Regions from separate parts of the Homo sapiens genome. Here region 2 is linked to region 1. Evidence: read pairs that join two places in POLR2A ChIA-PET (ENCODE). Cell type or tissue: A673. All regions are shown on one strand. Links, peaks and the distances in the headings refer to the core of each region. The heading gives the core; the rest is flanking DNA.

The links. Peaks named below come from ENCODE experiments on the same cell type or tissue, not always from the same donor. Only the 100,000 strongest peaks of a DNase experiment are listed, where the experiment ranks them.
Region 2: POLR2A ChIA-PET joins it to region 1 with 5 read pairs; 2 of 35 experiments call an interaction of 5 or more read pairs at or near these places.

The regions. Positions count from the first base shown.
Region 1 is chr14:96,882,605-96,894,322 of GRCh38, reverse strand. No RefSeq gene overlaps it. Among named protein-coding and RNA genes, the nearest start is that of LINC00618, 55 kb to the left of the region's middle. In A673, for the core only: no CTCF peak of the experiment used is centred there; DNase peaks (open chromatin) are centred at 5,182 and 5,532; H3K27ac peaks cover 1,132 bases.
Region 2 is chr14:96,808,937-96,820,654 of GRCh38, reverse strand. The region is part of intron 1 of VRK1 (VRK serine/threonine kinase 1); the gene reads right to left. Among named protein-coding and RNA genes, the nearest start is that of VRK1, 17 kb to the right of the region's middle. In A673, for the core only: no CTCF peak of the experiment used is centred there; no DNase peak of the experiment used is centred there.

The DNA.
Region 1 (11,718 bases), core at 1,442-9,441:
AGGGCTTTTCATTTCAAATAGGATAAAATCCAAACTCCTTTCGGTAGCCCCGCGTGATATGGCTTCTGCTGGACTCTCAGACTTCCTGCCTGGCACTCCTTCCTCACCCACTCCAGGCACACGGTGCTCTCTGTTCCTCCCACACGCCAACCACAGGTCCTTTCCACCCGCTTCTGCCTCCATCCTCTGTCTTCCCCAGGAGCTTCTTCTTTCTCACCTCTAGGCCTCAGCACTCACATCGCCTCCTCAGAGAGATCTTCCCTGGTCACTCTAACATAGCACCTACAGTCCAAAAAACATTCCTCAATTTCCCTTTTCTGTTTTATATTCATCGTATTTGTCACTGACTGAAATTATTGTATTTATATATTTCTTATCTTTTTTCCCCTACCAGGTTATAAGCTCCATAAGGTGAAAACCTTGTCTTATTCACTGCAGTATCTCTGGAGTGCAGAATAGTGCCAAAGTAAGCATTCAATATTTGACAAATAATTGAGTTACCGACACAATAAATGACAGGAAGCCTCATGAAGGTGCATGGCCATGAAATGTTACAACAGAAGGACAAAGAGAAGATCCCAAGAGTTTCAAAGTGGAAAGGGCATCAGAATGCACTAAGCTTCCCCCTAGGCAACATTAAATGCTAAAACACAATGAGCGGTGCAACATCTTTTTAAAATCTGAAGGAAAATAATTTTCAAACCAGGCTGCTACACCTAGCCAAACTATCTAACAGATGTGAAGGTAACTCAGATATTTTCCGACATGCAAGGATTAAAAATAATAGCTTCCCATACATCTTTTTAAAGAAGCTTCTGCAGGATGTACTAGTGCAAAGCAAGAGACAAAATCAGGAAAGAAGCTACAGAAATCAGGAACGGGAGATACAATACAGCAAAGTGGTAAAGAGAAGTCCAAAATTATGGTGAGGAGAAGCTTTAGGTGAAGCTCTGCACAGGATCCCAAAGACAACTTGATATCAGGTGGAACAAAAAGAAACACTCCAGAAGGGAGGCATCCAATTTAAAAACAAATTGATGAATTTTCTGATATGATTGAACATGTGAAATAAAAAACTACTGGTGGGTGTTATAATAGATCTGATGGAATAACTGTAAATAGTCAAAAATATGTAAAAAACTTAGAAAAAGATTAATGAGGCAATTTTTAATTCCAACAGAAGCAAAAAGTTTTACCAAAAAAGGAAACGACATCACAATACACTGAAATAAGTAATATCTACCTAGTTGAAACAATGTAAACCCTGACTACCAATTTATCTAAAAATACCTAATTGTACGAAAGGATAGGGGAAGGGGAAGAGTACAAGAGAGCTAAAATCTCATCTATCATAATAAGAACTCAATACTTAAGTTTTAAAATTGATAAATAGTAAATTCGTCAATGTGACAGCAAAACACAAAACTCAAAAATTGTATTTCTTTACACTAACAATGAATCTGTGGAAACTGAAATTAAAAACAATACCTGCCAGGCACGGTGGCTCACACATGTAATCCCGGCACTTGAGGAGGCCGAGGTGGGCGGATCACCTGAGGTCAGGAGTTGGAGACCAGCCTGGCCAACGTGGTGAAACCCCATCTCTACCAAAAATACAAAAATTAGTCGGGCGTGGTGGCGGGTGCCTGTAATCCCAGCAACTCTGGAGGCTGAGGCAGGACAATTGCTTGAACCTGGGAGGTGGAGGTGGCAGTGAGCTGAGATCACACCACTGCACTCCAGCCTGGACAACAGAGCAAGACTTCAACCCCTCCCCCCCCACCAAAAAAAAAACACAAAACCATTTACAACTGCTTCAGAAAAAAGTTAAATTCTTAGGTATACACTTAACAAACTAAGTACAGGATTGTATATTGAAACTCAAAGACCTAAACAACAACAACAACAACAACAAAGTATTGTGTTCATAGATCGAAAGATTTAACACAATAAAGATGTCAGTTCTCCCAAAATTGTCTGTAGTTTCAATACCATTTTTTGTAGACCTCAATTTCATTCTAAAATTTGTATAGAAAGGCAAAAGTTCTCGAATAGCTAAACCAATCTTTAAAAATGACCAAGCGGGAGGAATCTAATACCAAAGCTCACTATATAGCTACAGTAATCAAAACAGTGTGATACTGGCAGATCAGTGGACATAGAGCTAGCTGAATAGAAAATCCACAAATAGACTCATCTACAAATATGTCTAATTTTTTCTGATGGTGCAAAATCAATTCAGAAGAGGAAGAAAAGTCTCTTCAAAAAATTGTTCTGAGGCCAGGCGCGGTGGCTCACGCCTGTAATCCCAGAACTTTGGGAGGTCAAAGTGGATGGATCACGAGGTCAGGAGTTTGAGACCAGCCTGGCCAACATGGTGAAACCCTGTCTCTACTAAAAATACAAAAATTAGCCGGGCCTAGTGGCGCATGCCTGTAATCCCAGCTACTTGGGAGGCTGAGGCAGGAGAATTGCTTGAACCCGGGAGGCGGAGGTTGCAGTGGGCTGAGATTGCGCCATTGCACTCCAGCCTGGGCAACAGAGCGAGACTCAGTCTTGGAAAAAATAAAATAATAGTAATAATAAAATTGTTCTGAAACAATTGGACATCCATAGGCAAAAAGCAGAATCTTGACTCGAAACTCACAGCTTATATAGATATAAAAAAACCCTCAAAATAGATCAAAGCCTTAGATGTAGAACATAAAACTCTAGAACTTTCAGGGAAAATTGAAAAATCTTCAGAATCTAGGGCTAGGCCAAATTCTTAGACCAGACACCAAAAGCATAATCCCTAAAAGGCAAAGCTGATGAATTGGATGGTGCTCTCTTAACTATGGTCTTCAAAATTCAGCCCTCTGGGCAACAGATAGAACCTTCTCTAAGGAAATAGACCAGTCCAAGAGAAAAGACCTTAAGTGAATCACATGGTAACACGTGAGGTGCCTCCTGTACTGTGTGCAATGTCAAATCCTCTCTCATTCCAGACCAAGTGACGTCAGCCAACTCTGCCCAGGCTTCTACCAGGTTCCTGAAGGCCCCTCTCCTTTCCTTCTCTAGGGGTTGTATGAGATGCCTACCAGGAACATTGCATTCCACATGTGCAATTCAGGAGCATGGGAAAGTTAGCACCCAAAAGATCACACCACTGCACTCCAGCCTGGGCGACAGAGACTCCATCTCAAAAAACAAAACAAAACAAAACAAAAAACACACAGCAGGGCTGTTCTTGCTTTGTCTTCCATAGGAGAAGCCATCAAACTCATCTCTTAGAGAGTTTTGTGACATGATTTTTAAAGCCAGTTTTATTTTTATTAAAGCTCAATTAGTTACATATACAATAACATATTAATTTTACTGCATTATAATCTTAACATGGATAAAATGACCTCTCTTGTCCTTTTCTATCAGCTTCTGGTATAGAACAAAAATCATCAGAGACCATCCAGCTGTTGCTTTGCTAAGACATGTGAAGCTCTTATACTTTCATTGATGTTGCCTCAGCCATCTAGCCAAAGACTGAAAAAGTAAACTTGTATGAAAAATCCCATGTGAATATGGACTCCTAAAATGGAAACGTAATTTTAGCAGAATTACCTCCACCCAGATTTTGTCTGCCAGGTGGCTTTCAGTAGGGAAGATAACATCATCAAAGACAAAGCCTGATCACAGTTCTGGGGGTGATAGAGAAAGCTAGCTATGGAAGAATGGTCAAATAGAGGGAGATGGAAAGTATTTGAACCTCTTGTGACTTTGAAAAATTTAAGATTAAATACAATTTCTAATAGCTTCTGAATGGGGCAATAGAAAAAGCCATCATTTGGAGTCTTAAAAAATCTGTAGATTTTTGAAACAGAAAAACTATTCTTTTCAAAATAGGACACTGGCAAAATGGGGCAGGGTGGGGGTGGAGGGCTGTTTCAGTTGCACTGGACTGAGTCAAGGTGACAGGATGTATTTGCCCACTAGTTTCTCTCCACGTCTTCATTCCCAGGATACTAACGATTCAGAGATAAATGTACACTGAATGCACCCTGTACCAGTCTAATTTCTTTTGACAGCCTGCATTACAAATTGTAAAAATTTTTGAAATTAAGTACCTTTGAAAATGGAAAACTGAACTAACGTTCCAATTTGGAGGAAGGGGGACTCAATGTAGAAATTAAAATCATGGTAAACTAATTTGCCAAGGGTGGGGGAGTGTTAGAAATGGTCTTCTGACTTTAACCATAATAATAACGAGGACTATCAATTAGGCAAAGAGTGCTCTGAGCCTATGTGTTGGCTCCACTACAATTTTTTTTTTTTTAAATGTCTGGCAGAATGTTTTACAAACTAAACCCAGCGAGACTATAATTCTACCAGAAGGTGCCTCAGATGGTTTTGCTAATAATTTTGATAAGCTAAAATGGAGAAAAACATCATTTCAATTATTCACTTTTCAAAAACCATCAATTTTAAGTTACAATATTAAATGTCTTTCTTCCTTCCTTCATCGCCATCAACCAAATGAAACCAAACCCTGGAAGAACCCTCACCAAAAGGCAAAGGGGGTAGGCAGTGACATTTTTGAAATATGTTAGCATGCTAAAAATCTTGTCATTAATTTCTTGCCGCTCAGAAGTTGTGTCCAGTTTATGTGTAACTTTGAGGAGAGTAAGTTCCTTTAGAGAACTCGGAGGAAGCCAGCATTGCTACTGCCGCAAAGATGAAAGTGCGAACCACCATATATTGGCTTTTAATAGCCTTTTAACCAACTTTGTTAATGGACTGAATGCAATTTAGATATGGAACTTGGCGAAAACGTAGCTTCAATTGGCTATTAAAATTTAAGAGCCAACTAAGATAGCTAATTACAAAAAAAGCTCCAGTGATAATGCTAAGCAGAATTAGTAATAGCAAATGGCAGTCTGTCTAGTCTTATTCCCACAGGGAAAGAAACTCTTAACTGAGAAGTCAACCAGACAATGTGCAGCAAACCTAATTGCATTACTGGTATTATGGCATACGAATCTGGCAGCTCCCTGGGACAAAACAGGGAATAAAATCTGCCGAACTCGAGGCAGAAAGCGACTGACCCTCGTTTACATGCCAGTTAGAAAAGATTCCAGGAAATGTTATTTCTATTCAGAGTTGATGAGTAAATGCTCTTTTACTAAGGAACATTCCTGTAAAACCCTAGTAAGGACTGAGCAGTAAGGAAACAGACCTTCCAAAAAAGTTTCAAAGAAATAGATCCGACACCCACGCAGAATTAGATTTTTCCTTTAGATATTTAGGTCTTAAAAAAGGCAACAATAAACATCTGACTGCTAAAAAGTTGAGTTTAGAGGAGAATAATGTTCTGCTTTTTGCTTCATTACAGATACCCTCATTATGGCATCAGCTGAAGTGCAGACTGGCTCTCCTGTGAAGATTTATCATGTGTGGTGGCCACTTTGAATTGGAGGTGCTGTAGTCTTCAACATTCCCTAGTCAAGTGTCTCCCTGCTGTGCCTGTAAATGTCAGTCCAGTTTTTTCACGGCTGTGCGCACAGATTAGAAACAGCAGGAGAGCTTGGGAGTATGACTACAATACCAGTAAGGACACTTGTCTTCGTGGCACTGCTCAAGTGATTCTTGGAATGCAGGACCCTGCTGTTTTCTAATATTTACACACAACTGGAGTCATCAAGAGCAGTAAATGCAGTCTAAAGGAAGCTTGCTTCTTTGTGTTAGGGACTTTACATTCAAATAGGGGTATCAACAATAACATTAAAAAAAATCCATTTTAAAAACTTTCATATTTCCCCTCAATTTTGCTGCTACAAGACCAACCAGGTATTATCATGACTGTTCACTTAGCTTGACCCTCCCTTCCAAACACTTTCTATGTGCATCACACAGTTCATTGGGAACAGCAGGTGTTTCAGATTTTTGGCCTCAATTGTGTTTTTGCAGGCTGTGGTTTCTCTGACCTCTACAAGAACAGACAGGGCCTTGGAAACCATTTTGATGTAATTTCAACCACCTTTGCTTTCTGAACACTTTGCATGACATATCAGAGACTTATTTTGGGACTGTAGCACCTGGAATACAGACGGCTTCTCTTTTGAAAGTCTAGTTAGAAACTTAAAAAAAGGAAAAAAAAACCCATTGCAACTGTGTGCATATCTTAAGAAATGTCTAAATGACCCTACTTAAAATTATGAATGCTAAGGCACAATATTTAAAAAATGGCAAAAACTACAATTACTTTTGCATCAATCTAATACTTTGCCATAACTGTTTAATTATCTGTCAAGGGTTTCTGGACTAGAAACTTGGGGTGGGGAGGTACACAGGGATTAGATCATATACTTCTGCAATTACAATGTCAAGCAGACTGGGATGTACGTTATTACTTCTCCAGTTAAACTGATTCACATGTTTGCACCAAAATGTTCCATAATAGTTAACGAAGTAAATGAAGACGTGAGGCTGTTTGTGTTGGGGCAGGGGAAGGAGTAGGGAAGAACTAAAATATCCACGTCAAAGGTCTTCCTAAGAACCTTGGAGGCACATTTCTCGACCTACAAAAGTTCAAGAAGTAAATGTACTTTTTTCTCTCTTCACCGGACAATCTAATAGAATCACTTCCCAGTTGTAACTTTCCCTGGAATACACTGTCCTAGAACTTTCGAGTCCTCAGGCTTAGCTGACCAGACCCTTCAGTGGCTCTACTTTCACTTTTAAGTACTAACACATATTGGTCCCTTATGGGAAAAGACTACGAAAGTGTGTAGGGACCTTTCTCACATCTGAGAATTATACCAAGGACCACCATCATGAACTTTTGAACTATGATTTTTGTGTCAAGGCCAGAGAGAATATTGAGTACAGCAATTTTTCCACTTTTAAAGAAACTGTTGCCCAGGTATTGTACGGTGTTCATTTTAAGTAACTGTGATGGCTTTTCACTGGCTTCTATAGGATCAGAAGCAGAAAGCCAACACACAGGAAAGTGGAAAGAGCATTCAGACGACTGTCCCACCCTCTCCCCAAACTCTGGATTCACTCCTCCCTGTTGCATCCCAGGCACAAAGATTATATTATCATCTCCACTCACATGGCTGACATCTCAGAACAACGTTCTAACATTGGACTTAACTAAAAAGACGGTTTTTTGAAGATCATCTGCAGTGGTTTACAAATGAAGCTGAATTTTCTCAATGCAGAAGTTTTACAGGGAACTGAATTCATGACAAGCCAAACTACAAAAATTCAAGAATGCTATTCATAAGTTATAAAATGCTATGCCATCATAAACTCACCATTGTACGTACAAATGCATCCTGAGTACAGTGGAAATGGTAAGCATTTTATTTGTGTAACACACATGTGATAGAGAATTGTCTAAACCATCTGGTCAGCAGTAGACTGCATACAATTACTAATGTAGTGTATAAGGCTATCTACATATCAAGACCCTTTTATAATATTAATTCTTTAATGTGACTTGTACTTTATCAGTAGAACTTAGTAAGTTAGAAGACTACAGAATAACCTGTGGAACTTTAAAAAAAACTATAAAATTTTTTCCATGCAACTGCTATAACTAAAAAATTAAACAGACATGAAATAGGACTAAGAATAACACAGCCAAAGGACAAGAGTTAGATTTCTGTAGTGGTGGTAGGATCATAAGCGAATTTTGATTTCTGTTAATGTGGTTTGGGCAATAAATTAGAATTAATAAGTAAAATGGCATTAATTAAGTCAGTGTGGTGCGGGCATAAGAACAGACAGATCAATGAAATCAAACAGATAGTCTAGAAACAAGAGTATGTAATAAAGCAGGCATCACAAACCAGGGTGGAGGAAGGGTGGAGGAGATCATTTATTTAACAAATGGTACTGAAGCTACTGGCTAGCTGCTTAGAAAAAAATCTTTGTGATCCTCACCTCATGGCATACATTTACCAAAATAAGTCCCATATGGATTGAAAATTTAGAAGCATTAAAACAAAAAAGCCTAGAAAAAGTCATGGTAAATATTTCTAATTTCTGGATGAAAAAATATTTTTAAAGTAACAGAAATTACAATGAAAGATCAATAGATTAAAGTGATAGAAGCTAAACTTCATAAAAATTAAAAATATATCATACACAAAAAATAAACAGGAAAAAGTCAGCAACAAAAATGGCAAAGAGTTAAGGTCATTACTGTATAAACAGTACTTATCAACACACCAAAAAGAGTGATTAGTTTACAAATAAAGGTTTGGGTGCACTAGCAATAAAAAAAAAAATTACCTTATCAAATTATAAAAATAAAATTTAATGTGTTAGTCTGGATGGCTTAAATAGCAAACATTTATTTCCCACAGTTCTGGAGGCTGAGAAATAGAAGTTCTGGCAGATTCTATTCCTGGCCAGGCCCATCTTCCCAGTTTGCAGACGGTCACATGACAGAGACAGACATCATCTCTCTCCTGTCTCTTATGAAGGCATTAATCCCATTAATCATGAAGGCTTCACCCTCATGACCTAATCACCTCTCAAAGGTCCACCTCCAAAGACCATCATCTTAGGGGTTAGGCTTAAACACAGGAACAATGCAGGGGACACAAACTTTCAGTCTATAACCCTCGAGGATGACAAAAATGTAGGTTGGGCACTCGGATCTACTGGGCAAAGTGTTAACTGATAGATTTTTGCAAAGCAATTTGATAAGGATCCACAACTTTTCATTTCATAGTCTTTGACCCAGTGGCTCCCTTTTGAAAATCTAAGAATATTCATATGTCAATGAAGATTTCTGCCCAATTTTGTTCAAAAATATTGTTTATAATATCCCAATATTGAAAGCAACTTAAATGCCCAATAATACGAAAATGGTCATGAAAGTATCACAAATTCATTTAAAAAAGTTAAGAAAACATAGAAGTTATATTCATGAAGTATTCATAATAACATAAAAAGTATTTAATGTTAACTTTAAAAAGAAGAATATAAAGCTGTATACGAAGCATAACTATTTAAAAATAAAAATGCATAGAAATGACTGAAGAAAATGTGTCAAAACATTAATAGTGGTTGCCTGTGGGTGGTAGGGTAGTATTATCGCTGGTTTGTCCGTTGACACTTTTCTGTATGTTCTAAATTATATAAAATGGCCATGTATTATTAATACACTCTTATAATCCAAAGAATATAGAGCATTAAAACAGAATTTTAAAGAATTAACAAACATATAATGTTCAACTGTGAACATATGTATCTCCCCACACAAATACAAATAAATTGTTTATATTTCCACCACTACTTTATTGCTACACAACTTGGGTCTTTATATGCACACTTAATTTATTAATTCAAAGCAATAATCAGGGTTTTATAACTGGCTTATTAGTGTTTCATCTGTCTTAGATCACTATTGAAGAACACCTAGAAGCCATTTTACTTCGGGGCTTAGTTACCAAAGACTTATCAGTTGCTTTCTAGAAAATGTAGAGCACATACACATCCTGTTGTGTGAAGGACAAGAGCCTGGCAGTGCTGTTGATCCTCAACAGACTAGAAAACCTCAGCTAAATAAGGACCTAAGGAAAATGGCAGAGAAGGCAAGAGAAAATGGAACGAAGAACATGTTAAAATATGGAAGCTGGATTGTGAAAGAACAAAAAATGGCAAATCCACTCCATTCAGGGATTGGAAAGAAAATAAAAACAATGCAAGATAAAAATACTAAACATAGAACTGAAAAGGACAAGAAAAAAAAATAACTCTGAATGACGAGGTTGCTTAACCATTTTTTTTTAATGTTAAAAAGTTACCTGTATTTTAGACTACTTACTTGTATCTTTTTTTTTTTTTAAATTATACTTTAAGTTTTAGGGTACATGTGCACATTGTGCAGGTTAGTTACATATGTATACATGTGCCATGCTGGTGCACTGCACCCACTAACTCGTCATCTAGCATTAGGTATATCTCCCAATGCTATCCCTCCCCGCTCCCCCCATCCCACAACAGTCCCCAGAGTGTGATATTCCCCTTCCTGTGTCCATGTGAACTCATTGTTCAATTCCCACCTATGAGTGAGAATATGCGGTGTTTGGTTTTTTGTTCTTGCGATAGAGTTTACTGAGAATGATGTTTTCCAATTTCATCCATGTCCCTACAAAGGACATGAACTCATCATTTTTATGGCTGCATAGTATTCCATGGTGTATATGTGCCACATTTTCTTAATCCAGTCTATCATTGTTGGACATCTGGGTTGGTTCCAAGTCTTTGCTATTGTGAATAATGCCGCAATAAACATACGTGTGCATGTGTCTTTACAGCAGCATGATTTATAGTCCTTTGGGTATATACCCAGTAATGGGACGGCTGAAAGCTGGAGGCATCACACTACCTGACTTCAAACTATACTACAAGGCTACAGTAACCAAAACAGCATGGTACTGGTACCAAAACAGAGATATAGATCAATGGAACAGAACAGAGCCCTCAGAAATAACGCCGCATATCTACAACTATCTGATCTTTGACAAACCTGAGAAAAACAAGCAATGGGGAAAGGATTCCCTATTTAATAAATGGTGCTGGGAAAACTGGCTAGCCATATGTAGGAAGCTGAAACTGGATCCCTTCCTTACACCTTATACAAAAATCAATTCAAGATGGATTAAAGACTTAAACATTAGACCTAAAACCATAAAAACCCTAGAAGAAAACCTAGGCATTACCATTCAGGACATAGGCATGGGCAAGGACTTCATGTCTAAAACACCAAAAGCAATGGCAACAAAAGACAAAATTGACAAATGGGATCTAATTAAACTAAAGAGCTTCTGCACAGCAAAAGAGACTACCATCAGAGTGAACAGGCAACCTACAAAATGGGAGAAAATTTTCGCAACCTACTCATCTGACAAAGGGCTAATATCCAGAATCTACAATGAACTCAAACAAATTTACAAGAAAAAAACAAACAACCCCATCAAAAAGTGGGCGAAGGACATGAACAGACACTTCTCAAAAGAAGACATTTATGCAGCCAAAAAACACATGAAAAAATGCTCATCACTGGCCATCAGAGAAATGCAAACCAAAACCACAATGAGATACCATCTCACACCAGTTAGAATGGCAATCATTAAAAAGTCAGGAAACAACAGGTGCTGGAGAGGATGTGGAGAAATAGGAACACTTTTACACTGTTGGTGGGACTGTAAACTAGTTCAACCATTGTGGAAGTCAGTGTGGCGATTCCTCAGGGATCTAGAACTGGAAATACCATTTGACCCAGCTTAACCATTTCTTAAAAGGGGAGTAGAATAAAACAATACAAGGTAGGGAATAAAATAGCCGAACAAGGGATGTAGCTGATGAATCAAACTGGCTACAATGGCTAGTAGTTTTTCATTAATTTCTCTAGCCCTGCCAATATAGGAACATTCAAGAAAATGCCAGCACTTATTTAAGACAATAATGTGAGGAAATATTTGTTTTCTTAATATTTAACCAAGTTTTCCATGTTTTATGTTTTGAAAAATAAGGAGGCTACAGCATATACAGAAAAACATACCACACACAGTTTACTCTATTTTAAGCATTAATGTGTTTAAAATGGAACTTGAGAGTTGATTTAGGTGTTACAAATAAACTTGGGGGATTAACACTGATGAGTACTAAAACGTAACATTCTACAGAAAGCAGGAGGAGCCTCTGCCCAAAGTCAAATTTTCT
Region 2 (11,718 bases), core at 1,862-9,861, 74 kb after region 1:
ACTTATTGTTTGCTGTTTATTTTGTTTATTTTAGACTATGGAAATGATGTTAGACAAAAAGCAAATTTGAGCAATTTTCTTATTCGAGTTCAAAATGGGTTGTAAAGCAGCAGAGACAACTCACAACATCAACAACGCATTTGGCCCAGGAACTGCTAACGAACATACAGTGTGGTGTGGTTCAAGAAGTTTTTCAAAGGAAATGAGAGGCGTGAAGATGAGGAGGGTAGAGGCTGGCCATTGGAAGTTGACAACGATCAATTGAGAGCAATCATCGATGCTGATCCTCTTACAACTACAGAGAAGTTGCCGAAGAACTCAACGTTGACCATTCTACAGTCATTCAGCATTTGAAGCAAATTGGGAAGGTGAAAAAGCTCTATAAGTGGATGCCTCATAAGCTGAGCAAAAATTAAAAAAAAAAAATCATCATTTTCAAGTGTCATCTTGTCTTATTCTACACTACAACAATGAACCATTTCTCGATCGGATAGTGATGAAAGTGAATTTTATACAACAATCGGCAACAACAAGCTTAGTGGTTGGACTGAGAAGAAGCTCCAAAGCACTTTCCAAAGCCAAACTTGCACCAAAAAAAGGTCATGGTCACTGTTTGATGGTCTGCTGCCAGTCTAACCTAGTACAGCTTTGTGAATCCTGGCGAAACCATTACATCTGAGAAGTACACTCAGCAAATCGATGAGATGCACCAAAAACTGCAACACCTGGAGCCAGCATTCGTCAACAGAAAGGGCCCAATTCTTCTCCAGGGTAACGCCCGACTGCACGTCGCACAACAAACACTCCAAAAGTTGAATGAATTGGGCTACAAAGTTTTGTCTCATCCGCCATATTCACCTGACCTCTCACCAGCCGACTACCACTTTTTCAAGCATATCAACAAATTTTTGCAGGGAAAACGCTTGCACAACCAGCAGGATGCAGAAAATGCTTTCCAAGAGTTCATCGAATCCCAAAACACGGATTTTTACACTACAGGAATAAACTAACTTACTTCTCATTGGCAAAAATGTGTTGACTGCAATGGCTCCTATTTTGATAAAGATGTGTTTGAGCCTAGTTATAATGATTTAAAATTCACAGTCCAAAACCGCAATTATTTGTGCACCAACCTAATTATCAGTGGAACTTTGGAACAGTAAAGGCCTTACTCCACAACAGCCCCAGCATCTTTATATTTTCATGCTACACAGGGTACTGTGATGCACAGACTGACCCACTGACCTAGATATTCTGGTACATCTTACTTTCTTCATTAAGTCATTCATTTTCACTTTAATTGCTCTATTACATACAAGTCTACCGTATCTGAGGATTTTAATAAAAGACCTTTCCAGTTCATTTTAGAAGTTGGGTAAAAAATAAATTCATGAGTGATTTAGGAGGAGCCAAAAACACCACTTTTTTCCCAACCCATCATATCCCTAAGACAAAATGACTCATTTATATTTCAAACTTATTTGGGATTAAGAAGTAATTACATATTTTGGTATAACTGGCCTCCTGCCAAACTACAGTAAGTCAGAATAAAATCAAACGAAAGATAGTCAGTCAACAAAGAACTCCATCACCTCCTTTGCTAAATTACATCAGGAACAATTTGAAAGCAATACATCTAAAGACAATCCTCTTATAAATGTGCCAGCTAATCAGAAGTTGATTAATGCATTTGATTAGTGCTAAGAAATCATTTGAAAAATAAAATACAGAATCTTGAGTTTATAAAGCCACTTCCCAGTGACACAGAGGGTCCTCATATATTTTCTTCATTTTGATCCCAAAAATCCTATGATTGAGACAGAACTGTAAGGATATTCATTAGATATTAAAATTCACTTATGACCAAAATCACTAAACATAAAAAACCTAAGGAAACTGCCCCCAGGTTCCTGTTAGGAACACCCAATCTGTCCCCAGGTTTCACTCAGAGGAGAATTATGCATATCAATGAAAGTATAAAAAAATTCATGGCTATATGGTACCTTTATAACATTAAAAAAATAAGTATCAAAATATAACACAACAAACCATGAGATATAGAAGTGAACCTCCAGAGATAATGATCCCATAAATTCATAGATTTATCCCTGAAAAACATTAAGCTAAACTCAAACTGTGATACAATCTTTAGCAGCAATTGTCACACTAGTCATGTTTTCACACCTAAGCTGGAAAGAACTAGGTGAAGACTCACGTTTCTAACTCTGAAAAAGAAAGTGGCTATCTTCAGAAAAGAAAAAATTTCTTCCTAGTCAGAAATTTTTTTACTTGTATTAGAAAAGTGATCAACGTTAGGTTATAAAATGTTTTGGTATAGTGAGTAAAATGCTTAAAATATAGTATCAAATGTACTTTCTCAACTTTTATTCCTTAAAAAACTTCTAAAAGTTCTAAAAGAGAAACACTAACTGCAGAGTTAGTTTTCAACTGAGAATGCACAGTGTGGTACATTTGCAAACACAAGCCCAAGACACCTCACTGCTATCACTTTCCCCTACAAGGGAAGCATTCCCTGAAGCCTTAACTGTATTTCCGTTTCTGACTTTTGAGATAGTAGGTAGAAGGATCCATTCCTGGGTCTCAACAGGTCTCCCAGAAACGAAAGTGATGAAGACACTACAGTAACATCCATTCCTACAGAGACCAGAAAACAGAATCACTGTTGTGCCTATCCAAGAGAGTCAGACCTAGGAAAGGAGCAAGCCAAAAGATGTCAACTTCAAAAAGCGGTGACACCTGGCTCCTTGACCTTATGGCCCATGAGAAGAGCTCAAAGGAATGCTTCTTTATATAAAGCAAACACTGAAACTTTTCTAAAATTAGAAACTGTGAACTATATAGCTAATACTTTTACATAACACTTAGCATATTTTCAAAATCTGGTAAATAGATTTCTCATTCATTCTATTTAGGGAGCAAAATTAGTGAGCAAACTTTTACAATTAATTCTCTGGATGTTCACTATATAATAATCTATCAATAGATCTGATAGAACAGCTACTGAACAACATTTTTCCCTATATAGTCTTGGGGCAGGGCTCTATGGGAGAATATTTCCAAATACTCTAAGAGGAAATTAAGGTGACTAAATAAAGTATAACAGAAGTGTACTGTGGTCATTAAAAAAATTCATGAAAACATGAAAGAACTTTTCAGAATCTCAGAGACAAGAAGATTTTTCTAAACACACAAAACACGCAAGCCATAAAGAAAACTGATAAATTTAACAAAATAAAAATAGAAATTCTCCACAGATTAAAAAAAAGCCATAAACAAATTCAAAAAACAAATTAAAAATACCTGCAAAACATATGACTAAAGGCAAATTTTCTTAGTATTTAAAGAACCCTTTAAATTATAAGACTAAAGCCCAACAGAAAAATGGAAGAATATGAAGAGGCACACTCACAGAAAAAGAAATAAATATGGCTTTAAAGAAAAAAACTTCTCCTTAGAAGAATTTTCAAATACATATGAAGTAGAGAAGTGATATAATGAGTGTCCACCTAAACATCAGCTAATTTCAACAACTATCAACAACACATGGCCAATTTGTTTGTTTCTACTAACCCCTTCCAAGATTATTTTAAAGCAAACCTCAGACAACACATCATTTCATATGTAAATACTTTTAACAGGTACTTTTTAAAAATAAATCCACCATATATTATTGCCACACCTAACAAAATTAACAGTAATTCCTTAATGTCATCTAATAAGAAGGGTTCAAATTTATCCAGTTTTCTCAAAGAATGTCTTCTCACAGTTGACTTTGACTCAGGACCCAAATACTAGTCAATGCACGTGGCTGATGTGTCTTTGAGTCTCTTTGAGTGCCACTGTTCTCTTTTTTGTCCTTCTTCTTGTCATTTGTCCTGTAAAATTTCCCATTTTGAATTTTGCTGATTGTGACCCTATACTGTCACTTAATCTGTTCCTTGTATTTTTTGTTACTGATATTGTTGCTCAAATTACTCTACCTGTTATCAATGCCCTTCAGCCAAGACCACCAATAATTAAACGAGACAGGCTTATTACTCATTGCAGTGAGGGAGAACACACACCACAGGGCACCATGGGGCATCTCAGTAAGAGGATGTTAAAATCAATTACACAATTTGGGCCTCAGTTTAGTAATTTGGGGGAGGGTCTAAAGAAGGAGGAGTTTCTCTACATTGGATGCTGTCAGGAAGTAGGGTAATTCTGTGGTTACGTATCTCAATAAATCTTACCTAAGGGAGGGGAGATGAGAATGAAGATAAAACTGTAATGGGTAAAGCAGCGGTAGTCATTCATTTTGGCTAAGTATTTTGTAGGTGGCACAGTGGTCTTGGTTTTTGTCTATGCTTTGCCTCATTTTATTATGATCTCTGAGAAACTTTGTTGAAGGTATTCTGTGAGACCGCTTATGTTTAGTAGGAGAACATGGCCTACCGGTGAGGCTTCTGAACATCAGGGGCTGCTCATTTCTTTTTTCTTTCCCACTGGACAACGGGGGCCCCTTCAATGTGGCCACTGTTTCCTGATACAACCCTACTAGTCTTGGAGCTTTTCCTTGCTTTCCTAGTACAAAATGTTCCAGGTTCCTTCTGTACATTTTCCTGTCTCAAGCCTACAATCAGCCACTTCTACAAGGGGCCCTATTTCCTTTTAGTTGAAAGTGGTACTCGGAGACCAAAATCTGGGCACTAAAATATTATTTCTAGGTTTTTTGAGTGGACAGAGCAAGAAGATTTTTTTTTTTTTCCAGACAGGGTCTCCCTGTCACCCAGGCTGAGTGCAATAGCAGAATCATGGCTCACTGCAGCCTCGGCCCTAAGCAATCCTCCCACCTCAACCTTCCAAGCAGCTGGGACTACAGACCAGTGCCACCATGCCCACGAATTTGTTTTGTTCTGTTTCTTTTTTTTTTTAGTAGAGTGAGGTCTGGCTATGTTGCCCAGGTTGGTCTCAAACTCCTGAGCTCAAGTGATCCTCCCACCTCAGCCTTCCAAAGTGTTGGGATTACAGGCACGAACCACCGCACCCGGCTTTTTTTCTCATTTGTTAAAAACCTTGGTTCCTAACAATGTCAACCTAAATATTTAACTGATATATTTTCCTCTTTAAGTTTTAAAAATGTATAAAACATTTACATTTCCAAAGCCCAAACAATATAAGGTATCTTCAGAGAATCCTAGATTCTACCCCTCCGTCTTTATTATTTTTCCCCTCAAATAATGGCTTTCACTAGTTTTGGGGTTATCCTTCCTGTTTTCTCTTTTTAAATAACAAATAAAATACATTTATCTGCATCCCTCATTTCCTAGATGAGAGATAGAATATTATACACCTTGTTCTTCACCATGATTTCTTTCACTAACAATATATCCTGGAAATCAATAACAAATAGACTCAGCTTCATTAATAAAATGCAAATTAAAATTACAATGAGACTTAATTTACAATTAAAATGACATTTTTTAGTTATCACATTAGTCATATTCAAAAAATAAGAAAATGCACTGGGTTGGTAAGAGTATGAGGAAAAAGGCATAACAATTTGGCATTATCAAAATTTTAAATGCATACTCCCTTTTGCTCACAAAGTGTACTTCCAGTAATTTATCATGCAGGGATACTCACGTACTGTCAAATATACATGGATAGTTACTGCAGCATTATATACAATAAAAGACTAGAAAGATCCTTAATTACCATCAAGAGGGGACTTTTAGGTTGGACCGCAATTACTTTTGCACCAACATAATATTAAATGAAGCATGGCATATCCACAGAATGGAATATTAGGCAGTTTTAAAAATAAGGTAGCTCTACATACATTGGCATGGAATATTCGCCAAGATATATCATTAAGTGAAAAATACAAGGAAAGAACCTTGTATGAGAACATTCCTATTCATATAAAAGGACCATTATACATATGCTGCATATGCTTGAATATGTATGACTGCACCCCTGGGAGCTGTGCAACAATGTATCCCCACGCGTGTACATATAGCACATTACTAGGAGGCTATATAATCAATTAGTAGCAGAGAATGCCTTAAGGGTGGGAAGCTTAATTTTCATTCTTTGCTCTTTTATATTGTCTAAATTTATTATTGTGTGCATGTATTAATTTTTCAATTGAGGTATTTTTTAAGAATTCTTCATGAATAACAAAAAGAACTTTAGTAAATAAAATGTCAAGTAATTCTTTCCAATATTAGTCTAGAATTTACCAGTGCTTCTAAAGCATCAGGATCAACACAGTCAGCCCTGTCAACTGCCACAAGTTAAAACACTGCAATTGACAACATAGAAAAATAACTCTCAATACCTTAATCTGCAGACAGGATCATACCTTCATGTTTTGAAGATAAAGATGAGGTCAGTCTTTAAAGAGCAATAGTCTCTAGTCTTTAAAGTACTACAGTCTCTAAAAGACAAGTAACTGAAAATGAATACTGATATCAAGTTCTTACATTAATATGATCACTTATTTTTGCTCAATTAATCCTAAATGAGTAATCTATATCACAAAGAATCGATTAACCATTAACTAGAATTTATAGCTCTTATGTATAAATGAACTAATATATTACAATTAATACCATCAATATTCAAGCATCTATATGGCAAGCTATATGCTGGGTAACTTAAACACATTATCTCTAATTCTTAGGATAACCATAAAACAAAGGTATAATGATACTGACTGTATCATTATATAAGGAAACCAAGGATAAGTGAAATTAAATAATTTGTCCACGGCCTTACAACCAGTAAGTTGCAAGGAAAGTGTAATTTTTGTAAAAATGCCTTTTTGCTAATTAAAAGAGAGCACATACTGCAGAATAAATCATGTGCAAAACAAGAAGTCTTAAGGTGGAAAAATATTTGCTTTAATGACTAATAACACAGCCATAAATATAAATGCCATAAAAATAGTATAAAAGATCAAACCTAAACATACTCACACATTACTATAAATACATATCCCATGGCCTAACTCTGTCAAGTGAAAAGAAATATGACTTCCAAAAATCCAAAGGACAAACGTAGTAATGAAATAAATCACTGATGTAAATAAAACGTCTTCCGAAAAGTTTTGTTTTTTTAATATACTAACACAAATTCAGCTGAAAAAAACTTGATGTATACGCCACTGAAGAATATATGAAAAAAGCTAAGAAAATAATACATATAAAATATGCACTTAATGAGACTATCTTCTAGATTCTAGTCCAAAACCCTGAAGATTCTAAAGTCTGTTTCTTCTGTAATCTCAGGGTTTGAATGATGGCATTTGTGTTATCATTTCTTACTAAATGACCCAAACAAAATCAACTACTCAAGAATCTAATTCTGCCTATATGCAAAAGAAAGTAAGGTGAAAATCCCAGTCAGCACCGAGCAGTGTTAAGAGCACTGGACTGACTACACACCCTTGTTCACAATTCACAGCAATTGTGATACTGTATTACCATTAGTTATGTATATGTCAATCTCTTGTGACACAGTTTGTGAGGATCGCCAAATCAGGGACCCTGTCTTACCTTGGTATCCCTTCAATCTAACATATCTGCCACATGATGTGAAACCAACTGATAGTTCTTAAGAATGGGCTGAATTAAAGTCATGGTCCAGGTCTACCTGTTGTGAACTTAAGACAAGACCCAACTTCTCCAGGTCTTTTTTCCTTACCTGTAAAATGAAAGGCTAGGATTAAAGTCAAAGCCAAGCATTTTACCTACTGGTTTGTAGGAAAAGGAGCAGAGTTCATTTTATTAATATAACCAGTATGAACCACAAATGATCTATTCCAATAACCAGTAGATGTACATTTTCCAATCTAAAGTAATCCACATGTATGTATGTTGCTAATGGAACCTGTTGCCAAGAAAACATAAAAGGGCTTGAAAACCCTCTTAACCATCCTGCTTAATACAGAACGAACAGTCTCTGAACAAAATGGAAGAAAAAGAAAAAACATTTTGAGTTAAAAGTAAATCAGAGTGAACATTAAAAGGTTAATGAACTCAAAAAGACAACTAAGCCAGTTTAAAAATGGGTAAAGGATTTGGACAGACATTTCTCCAAAACAGATAAACAAATGGCCAACAAGCAAACAAAAAGATGCTCAGTATCATTAGTTGTTAGGGAAATGAAAGTCAAGACCACAACGAGATGCCACTTCCTACCCACTAGGACATATATAAACAAAAAGACAGTAACAAGTTTTGGTAGGATCTAGAGAGATCTGAATCCTTACAGATTGTTAGTAAGAATATAAAACAATACAGCCACTTTGGGAAAGTTTGGTAGTCCCTAAAGAACTTAAAGAATTACCTAGGTATACTCAAGAGAAATGAAAACACATACCCACACAACAACTTGTACATAAATGTCCATAGCAGCACTAATCATAATAGTCAAAAAGCAAAAGCAACCCCAAAGTCCTTCAACTGATGAATGGATAAATCAAATTTGGTACACCTATACAATGGAATATTATTCAGCAATAAAAAGAAATAAAGTATTAACACATGTACAACAGGGATGAACCCTGAACACACGTTAAGAAACTGGTCACAAAACACTACATATTATATGATTCCAATTACGTAAAATTTCCAGAATTGATAAATTTATAGACAAAACTATTCGTGGTTTCTTAGGGATCAAGTAGGGAATGGAGAATGACTGTTAATGAGTAGGGGGTTTTAGTACTGATGAAAGCATTCTAAAATTAGATTATGGTGATGGTTACAGTCCTGTGCATACACTAAAAGCTACTGAATTATACCTTTTAATGAATGAATTGTATGGTATGTAAGTTATATCTCACTAAAGCTGTTTGCTTTAAAAAAAAAAAGGTTAATGAGAGGGAAAATGTGATAGCAAGGATAACAAAGAAAAATAGCTACACTGGATTATAGCGTTCTGTGGAAACTAAACTAAATATTTTCAAAGAAGGGTTAAAAGCACCTCAAAGCAGGCCACTAAGAACACAAAGAAACCAGCAAATGGTAGATTTTCTGTTCTGTCATCCAGGGTAGTTCCTGACTCACTCTTCTTAGAGACACAAACATATTATACAGTAATTTGGAACGTATGCCACTTTCCAAGATGGAAGAGAGAATTTGCCAAGACTACAACTCACTGATCTTGAATGACTTCTGCTGATTCATGAAACTCTATGCTGTGTATGTGATTCTTAAAAGTTCAAGTACGAAACTGAAGGTAGGGACAAGTAAGATGAATAGTATGTGCAGATGACTTTCAAAAATGGAATTTGCTCCCTTCTGCAGGAGATAGCTAATTTTTTTGTTAATGGAATTGGTGTCTTCTACCATGACTTACTAAACAAAGCATGATGAGCTCCTGGCAAGGGACACAGTATATTAGTAAGATCAGAGGCTGGGCGCGGTGGCTCACACCTGTAATCCCTGCACTTTGGGAGGCCAAGGTGGGTGGATCACTTGAGGTCAGGAGTTCAAGACCAGCCTGGCCAACATGGTGAGATCCCATCTCCACTAAAAATTCAAAAAATTAGCTGGGCGTGGTGGCGTGCACCTGTAATCCCAGCTACTTGGGAGGCTGAGGTGGGAGAACCGCTTGAACCCAGGAGGCGGAGGTTGCAGTGAGCCGAGATAGCGCCACTGCACTATCAACAGAGTGACACTCCATCTCAAAAAAAAATTAAAAAAAAAAATCAGAAGAACAGGTGATCTTGGACTTGCCAACGTGATCAATAAAACTATCTTTCATCAGCAGCTAAGTTCTAGATAGCACATTCGAACTGGGAACAACATAAAGCTGGGAGATGTTATGAATATTTTAGATAACACAATCCAGATATAAGAAGATTCTAACAAGCCTCAATACAACTACAAAAGTAGGTAGAGATCTAACAAACCACAGTCAGAATGAAAATCAGAAAACATTCCATTCAAATCCTTCATTTCACAAATGAAGCTGAGTCAAGACGGATTTAAGAATATGCCCAAGTGCAGAAGGCTCATTAAAGGTAATCTAAGGTGGAGAATACTGGAATCCTAACTCCCAGGCTTGTGTCCAACAGACCCAATGCCACCTGTTACTACTTGTATAGATAACCATATGAAAAAAGTAAAAGAAGGCTTGATCCCTACCTCATAACACACAAACAAATTCCTGGGGACTTTGACCTAAATCTGAAAGGCAAAATACTAAAGCTTCTAGAAGATAACATAAGAAAATAGCTTCATCGCCCTAGAGTAGCAAAAACTTCTTAAACACAAAAAAACACTACCCGTAAAGGAAAAGATGGATACATTGGAATTGATTAAAATTCAGAATTTCAGTTCATCAAAAACTTTATGAGAGTGAAATGACAAGCTGTAAGACAGGAAGATTTTTATAATTCACATATTCGACAAAGGATTCATATCCAGATACCTTATAAACTCCACATTTCAATAAGAAAAAAGACAATCCAATCTGTTGAAAATGGACAAAAGACTTGAACAGGAACTTTATAACAGAGGGTATCCAAATGGCCAACAAGCATATGAAGAAGTGCTCAAATTATCAGTGATTAGAGAAATGCCCACGAAAACCACACTAAGATCTTCTATACAGCCACTAGTGATTAATTTTTTGTAATATTTAACTGACAATATCAAGGGAAGCAAAGCTGCAGAGTAACCGGAACTTTCATATGTTGGTAAAAGTATAAATAGGTACAACAAGGATGAAAAACAATTTGGCAGTGTCTATTAAAACTAGACACATGGCCAGGTACAGTGGCTTACACCTGTAACCCCAGCGCTTAGGGAGGCCGAAGCAGGCAGATCACTTGAGGTCAGGAGTTGGAGTCCAGTCTGGCCAACATGGAGAAACCCTGTCTCTACTAAAAATACAAAAATGAGCCAGGCGTGGTGGCAGGCGCCTATAATCCCAGCTATTTGTGAGACTGAGGCAGGAGAATCACTTGAACCTGGGAGGCAGAGGTTGCAGTAAGCCAAGATCATACCACTGCACTCCAGCCTGGGTGACAAAGGGAGACTTCGTTTCAGAAAAAAAAAAAAAAAAAAGAAAGCAAGCAAGCAAGCAAGCTAGATGCATATACATTTTGACCAGGAATTCTACTCCTACATATATACCCAACCAAAATGAATATAAAAGTATGCCAAAAGATACATACATATACATAAGTATATGATTATAGCAACATTGTTCATAATTGCCTCAAAATAGAAACTATTCAAATACCTAAAATGGAATGAATAAATGAATTTTGCTATGTAATTTGTGGTAGTTTTTAAAAATGACCACAAATTCTTTGACACACCTCTCATAAAGACATGAGGTCTATGTCCCCTCCCCTTCAATCCAGGCAGGCTGTGTCTTTGTCAACCAATAGAGTATGGTGGAGGTGAGATTATATGACTTCTGAAGATAAGCCACTCTCAGGAAGCTTCCTCTGGACACTCAGCCAACATGCTGTGAAAAGCCAAAACCTCCTGACCCCACATGTAGGTTTGGTCAATAGTATCAGATGATCCCAGTCTTCTAGACGTTCTAGTCAAGGTACTCAGCCAACATGCTGTGAAAAGCCAAAACCTCCTGACCCCACATGTAGGTTTGGTCAACAGTATCAGATGATCCCAGTCTTCTAGACGTTCTAGTCAAGGTACCATACAGGAAAGTGGAGAAGCCTCTAAATGA